2 separate regions of the Homo sapiens genome follow, and region 1 is linked to region 2. Evidence: chromatin contacts called from ENCODE Hi-C or POLR2A ChIA-PET data. All regions are on one chromosome and are shown on one strand. The core of a region is the stretch at or near the end of the contact, and the rest is flanking DNA. Distances in the headings are between cores, read along the strand shown. Region 1 overlaps LOC105378821 (a long non-coding RNA gene). Region 2 overlaps DNAI3 (dynein axonemal intermediate chain 3).

The links. Hi-C counts contacts between places; a loop is a spot of excess contacts on that map. ChIA-PET counts read pairs that join two places held with the same protein, here RNA polymerase II (POLR2A). Pooled maps may share reads with other maps.
Region 1: a map of mammary epithelial cell shows a loop between it and region 2 (3-fold over the local background). The contact joins two enhancer-like sites. A Hi-C loop is called at or near these places in 46 of 168 maps with a recorded cell type or tissue (CD4-positive, alpha-beta T cell, GM12878, GM13976 and 31 more), 1 of 37 single-sample maps with no recorded cell type and 11 of 50 pooled maps. POLR2A ChIA-PET finds 5 or more read pairs at or near these places in 8 of 52 experiments (BJ, CD4-positive, alpha-beta T cell, HEK293 and 4 more).

Annotation. Positions count from the first base shown.
Region 1 is chr1:85,243,344-85,246,431 of GRCh38, forward strand. It overlaps LOC105378821 (a long non-coding RNA gene), which reads left to right. Exons shown (of 3, transcript XR_947548.3): 3 at 1,499-2,780. Among named protein-coding and RNA genes, the nearest start is that of C1orf52, 15 kb to the right of the region's middle. RefSeq lists an enhancer at 1,443-1,737. Within about 2 kb of position 1,633, at least 3 of the 41 ENCODE cell types and tissues checked have a DNase peak (open chromatin) inside an H3K27ac peak, as active enhancers do.
Region 2 is chr1:85,126,643-85,129,848 of GRCh38, forward strand. It overlaps DNAI3 (dynein axonemal intermediate chain 3), which reads left to right. Exons shown (of 23, transcript NM_145172.5): 20 at 1-73; 21 at 2,066-2,157. Among named protein-coding and RNA genes, the nearest start is that of MIR4423, 5.5 kb to the right of the region's middle. Within about 2 kb of position 1,814, at least 2 of the 41 ENCODE cell types and tissues checked have a DNase peak (open chromatin) inside an H3K27ac peak, as active enhancers do.

The DNA.
Region 1 (3,088 bases), core at 383-2,882, 120 kb after region 2:
AAGTATATTTGTAGTAATAAAACCATGTAGAGTTTTTTTTTTCTGTGCTTCTATGACATATGGCTTACTGTTAGTATTTCTGTGAGGCAATTGAAAAGCTGTTCTCCATCATTGTTTACCAAATTTTCACAAATCCCTCTTGGAAAAACTAGTTGAAATCATGGTAATGCTAAGAAACCCTAATCCTCCTCCACCTACTCTCCTGGGCTTAAAAAAACATTCAATGCTAGGCTGCATGATCTAAAATAAACCTCCAGGGCAAAAGATTAAATTAGGGACTGGTTTGCTGCCCAGCAAGCCTGACATAGGATAGTCTTCTTACTGTTGCAATGAAACAAAAGTGGAAAAAGAATAGAAAAACCTAAGCAGTTCATAATTAGCCAGAGCAATTGGATGAATTCAGCAACTTCTATGTAAGTTAGAAACACACAAGACATTGTCCTATTATCCAGAAAAAGCCACTTTACTGTCTTAAGATTTTAAGTAAACATTTCCAAGTTGGTGCCAGAGGCATTAAAGAAATGGCAAACCTGTTTCTTTAAAATAGCATCAAAATCTTTTTTACATATTGAGCAGCAAAGCTGGAGGGGCCTCTTTCATGTATAGCAGCAAATTCCAGTGCTTCATTCAGAATTAAATCGTTTACCTCAGGGTTCCAGACAGTCTGGAACCCCAAAGTAAGCCCTTTTCCCAGGTGGCAGCTTGGTGTAGAGAATAGAGAGTTTGAAAACTCAAAAGCACCCGACAAATATAAGGGCTTATTATCTTTCTTCCCCAACTATGGAGCAGTCAAGAAAAATTAACCCTCTCATTTGTTACCCTCAATAACAGGGTTTAACTGATCTGTAGCCACGGATGGCTCAGATAATTGCCCTAATTAGTTTGGCACGAAAAGAGGTTGGGGTGGGGGATTTGGAGCTCAAATAATTAAGGCAAAATAAAAAGAAAAGAAAAAAGAGCTTATGCCTTACAGATTTGACATATGGATTCCAGATGTTATGGAAGACATTTTACTGCTAAGGCTTTTAGGCCACTTTTTTGTGGTTAAGGACAGGATTGGAAGGGAAGGCCTCAAGGCAGAACAGCCTGAAAAAGGAGGGAAAGATCCTACTGATCATTACTGAACACCTCAGGGTGTATGTATGTGTACCGGTATATATCTCCAAACTGAAAACTAGCAGCAGGGTCTTAAAATGCCCCTAGACTGGGGGTGTTGGGGGAAGGCCTTGGAGGAGTGATTTCTGAGCTGGCTTGTTTGGAGCTTTGCTGGCAGATAAGTCACCTCCTCAGTTGGAAGTGATTGCTCTGTTAGTTCACTGCAGTTTCCCTCAGGAATTCTAAATTTAAAATGTGAATGCAAACTTTCTAGCATGCCATGCCAGGGAAGGTTGCTAGGATCTGGGTCCCATTTAGAAACAGAGACAGGTAATTATACCAGGAAAAGGGCTACACTTTTACCTCAATGCCATGCACCAAAACCTCTGTTTCTTCCTTTCAGAAAATGGTAAACAAGGGAAAGAAAGAGGAGTTCCAGACCCTGCATACCAAAATATTACAGACACACAGGAAATGACTCTTCAAATCCAGGCTGTAAACCTGTCATTTCGTGGGCTTGTCTGTGGGCCTAGAAAAGCGAGACAAAGATCACACCGAAGACATTACTGTTTGGGGCTGGCTGTACTGGAGGACCTCTGGAGGCCTTTCCATGCCAGGTGCTATGATTCTAAACTCAAGTCATAAAATGAAATGTTAGAGGAAAGCCAATGAAATTTGAGGCAGAACTTGTGGCTTAAAGCTCATTTTGCTTTAAAAAATGTAGACTTTGAAAAACTGTTCTTTACAAGCAACAAAAATTTTTTAAAGAAACTGAAAAGCTAAAAAATATTTTTTGGGGGGAGGGAGTAATATTCTCAGCCCTATTACTATCTTTTAAGGCTTTCGATTACAGATACTCCAAACATGTAATAAGTTACTAAGTCCTTAAAATATGTATTAATCTTCCTAAAAGATTTGCATATTGACTTTAATCCACGTAAAAGATGTTTCTGGTGTATTTAACCAATGCTGCTCGTCTGTTTAGTGAAATGGTTTTGGATCCATTAATTCTCCAAATATTTGTATTCTGAGTGCCTTCTAAGGATAAGACATTCTTTGAATCAAACACACACAAAGAACTAAGCCAATCTAATGGTTAATGCAGTCATTCCTCCCTCCTCCAGCTTAATGTACTGGCCCCGGAGCCAGAATGCCTGGGTTTCCCAGCTCCAGTGCCTTGAACAAATTACATAACCTCTCTGTACCAGTTCTCTCCCCTGAAAAGTAGGGTTAGTAATAGCACCTACCTCATCAAACTAAATGACTCAATACATGTAAAGCATGTAGAAAAATGCCTGGCACATAGCAAGCATTCAATAAATGTTGGCTATTCATTTTGTGCCCAGTATGAGGGAAAGCAATGTAGAGGTGGATATGGAGATAAATAAAACAAAGTGCATTAAAGAGGGAATATTTCAACTGGTTCTTGGAGAAAATACGGAGTTCACAAGGAAGACAAAAAAGGGCCAAGTCAAGCAAATGGTGTGAGTGAAGGCACAGAACCACGAAACTAAATAGCATATCTGGGGAATTGTAAATGATTCATTAGAGCTAGATTAAGAGGCATGTGACATATGCTGCCTCCATCCAAAAGCAAAGATTTTAAAAAAGAGAGAGAAAAAATAGAGGCACATGGGAATGAGGGAGTAGAAACCACAGGATTTACTGACCAAACCTATGTGATAGGAAGTGAGGTAGAGCAGGTTTCTGGGTTTATGGTGATGCCATTAATCAGAAACAAAATGTGGTACATGGTGTGACCTTTGACACAATGTGTTTGGACATACAGTATGGGAGGGACCTTTAAGAACCAAGTGGAGATGTACAATTGGATACACAAATCTAGGCTTTATAAGAGCACTCTGGCAAGCCATACAGTATAGGGGATCATCAAAGTGTTACTGATTGTAGTAGCCATGAACTTGGTTGAAATCTTCAAGAACAAGGGTAGAGAATGAGAAGAATAACAATGTAGACTACACTGGCAACCAGG
Region 2 (3,206 bases), core at 564-3,063:
ACCCATGAACCAGCCCAGTCTCAAAACATTTGCATAACTATGATCACCTACATCAAACCCTGGATCTTTTCTTGTATGTTAATTCTAACTAAATAAGCTAAGTCATTTTGGGTAACTCGGGAACATCTTGACATTCATCTGAAAAGCCTCCAATGTTTATTTCTTAGTTTTTTGTTTTTCTTCCTGCTCATCCCTTCTTATCCCTTCCCTTCTCTTCCTTTCCTTTTCATTCTTCTCTCTTCCCTTTCCTTCCCATCTTTCCTCTTCCTTTTCCTTCTCTCTTGGTCTCAAACTTTGGACACAACCTGAGCTCTTCTCACTGTTGCCTCATCAAGAATGATTTCTGAGACACGTGTCAGGCAGAGGCTGGTTTTGAACTGCACGATGGGAACATCCTTCTCTTCTCCGGGTCAGACAGGATGACCCGGATCTTTGTTATCTTTTGCTGATTTTTTTTCCCAGATAGAATAAATTTTGTTTCTTTAATTTTCATTACAAATCATATTTTTAAATATTATATCACTTTTGTGGTTCTCCCCTGGCTAATATCAAGCAATTCTCTTCATAAGATAAAATGATTATCTGGAGTTATATATGTATTTAAGCTTTAACCTTTGAACCAACTATGAGGAAAAACTACTATATAACAAAACAAGCATAAATTCAATGATGTGTCTATAGAAACATGATGTATGTCCTTTGTCTCCATTTTTTTTCTGTTTCGCCCAAGTAGTAATTTCTATGTAAATCCAGTATGTTTGCCTTTTTTTATTTTATTTTTTTGCAGTGACGTCTTGCTCTGTTGCCCAGGCTGAAGTGCAGTGGTGTGATCAATCCTCCTGCTTCAGCCTCCCAAAGTTCTGGGATTATAGGGGTGAACCACTGTAACCCACCTGCCTTTTTTAAAAGAAGAAGTTTCCCTTTGTTTCCAAAGGTGTACAGCATGAAATTCTCTTTCTATCCATTTCTCAGAAACATTAGATTTGGAAACTCAGTCTTCAGCATCTTGAGTGTCACAGTCAGACTACTGCTTAGCCATATGTGCCACCCAAGTATCTTTTCCCACTTTGGTGTAAAACATTGCTTTGTACGCCTACAGGGATTATGAATCCAGGATTTTGCAATTTGAAGCAGACCTACTAAAAAGGAAAAGAACACACACACAGTGAGATAGAAAATTACAATTCTCAGGCCGGGCATGGTGGCTTACACCTCTAATCCCAGCACTTTGGGAGGCTGAGTGAGGTGGGGAGATCACTTGAGTCCAGGAGTTCAAGGCCAACCTGAGCAACATGGCCAAGACCCTGTCTCTACAAAAAATACAAAACAAAAATTAGCCGGGCATGGTGCTATGTGCCTGTAGTCCCAGCTACTCAGGAAGCTGAGGTGGGATGATTGATTCAGCCTGGGAGGTTGAGGCTGCAGTGAGCCATGATCATACCACTGCATTCTAGCCTGGGCCACAGCGGGGAGACCCTGTCTCAAAAAAAAAAAAAAAAAAAAAAAAAGAAGAAGAAGAAGGAGAAGAAAAAGATTAAAAATCTCAAATACTTTGCATATTATACCCATTTTAAATGTTCAAAGGCAGCTACTTGTTTTTACAATAAGACCTGTGATTCTGGCTACATCTTTGAAATTCTTCTGGATGATGGTACCCTTTAGCCCTTTCTGTGTTCAGTGAAAATGAACTTCATAACTTTTCTTTGAAAATCTTTCCATGTGTTCTCCTTGCTTTCTTCTCAAGTATGCCCAGTGGGCCCAGCCACAGAGAGAGTCAACTTCAGCCAGGAGCCACATTCCTTATACAGTCACCAGAAATACAAGTTTTGAGGCAGCAGGGGAACCGACAAAGGCTCAGTCTTAGCTTTCATTTCATCAGCTGGAAAAAATGACTTGTACATGTTTACATGGTCCAGCCATGAACATCTGATGAAAATGCCAAGATCACTGGAACCACAGCAGGTCCTTTGGGAGAACACAAAACAAAAACATACTTCATGTTTAACTGCTTAAGATGGTTTTCTGTTTGCTGATTTTTTCCTCCCATTTATTTTAAAATTTTCAGCTAAACAGCAATTTATAGCCACAGCTGATTATTATGGAACACTGCATATATTAGAAATTCCTTGGACATTAAGTCGCCCTTCCACCAATGAGGTTAGTAACTAACTTATGACTTTGAGAATTAATGTGACCAGATATTGCTGAGATATGTCTTTAAAAAAATGTTAGAAATGACAGCATTTTTGCTCTGTAAGGGAACAAAAGACTCATACAGTAAATAAGAGGATGTATTTCTGTTGTATGAGTTAAATAGTTTGAAGCTTTAAAAAAAAGCCCCAAACATGACATGGGAGGGAAACCAAGTCAATGAAGTCCAGATTCTGAGAGAATAATGACTTGGGGATTCATAATCAGAAAATGTCATTTTTCCCATTGTAACCGAAGTGTGGGGTGCTGATTTCAGTGATACCCTTCCCTGAGGGCCCAGTTGACATGTTCATGCATCTCTCCATCACCCACCCCCTCCGGCTCCCAACCCAACTTGGAGTATAGCAGGCAGCACAGCTGAACTGGCGGTATTCTGCACCCCCCACACTGTACCCACCACCCAAGTGTTTCAAACAATGTTAATAATGAGGCTTTAAAAAGATCAATGAATAGAAATATATAAATGTATATACAATGAACATTAAACATATAGATTGCAGTCTGCTGCAAGTCCAAACATCAGCCTAGTTACTGGCAGGCAAAAGGCTGTCTCTGCCCTGGTTGCCTTCCCCAAGGTCTCTGCTGACTTTCCTGCTTCTATTCTATGCCTACACTCGAAGCCCTCCAGGGACCAGGAATTCAGCTCTGCTTCCAGTCCCTCTAGGATCTACATTGATACTCTCATCTGGGTTTTCTAAGTTTGATTGATGATATGAAACTTCCCCCAGATTTAGAAGGAAGAAGGAAGAAATGGGGAAAAAGCAACCCCTGAATATTTCTACTACAAAATTGCACATTTTTGCAGCTCTCTCCTTCCAACCCTACTTTGGAAACCTCCAAGTCACAGAGCCCTAAATGTTAGCACAGTAGCCCCTGAATTGTACCAGCTCCTCTGGTAGTGGGCCTGTGAATACAATTTCCAAATTATATTCACCTAAAAGATTTAAAGTATCACAAAATAGATAATCTACATAATGATTAGGTAGATGATCATT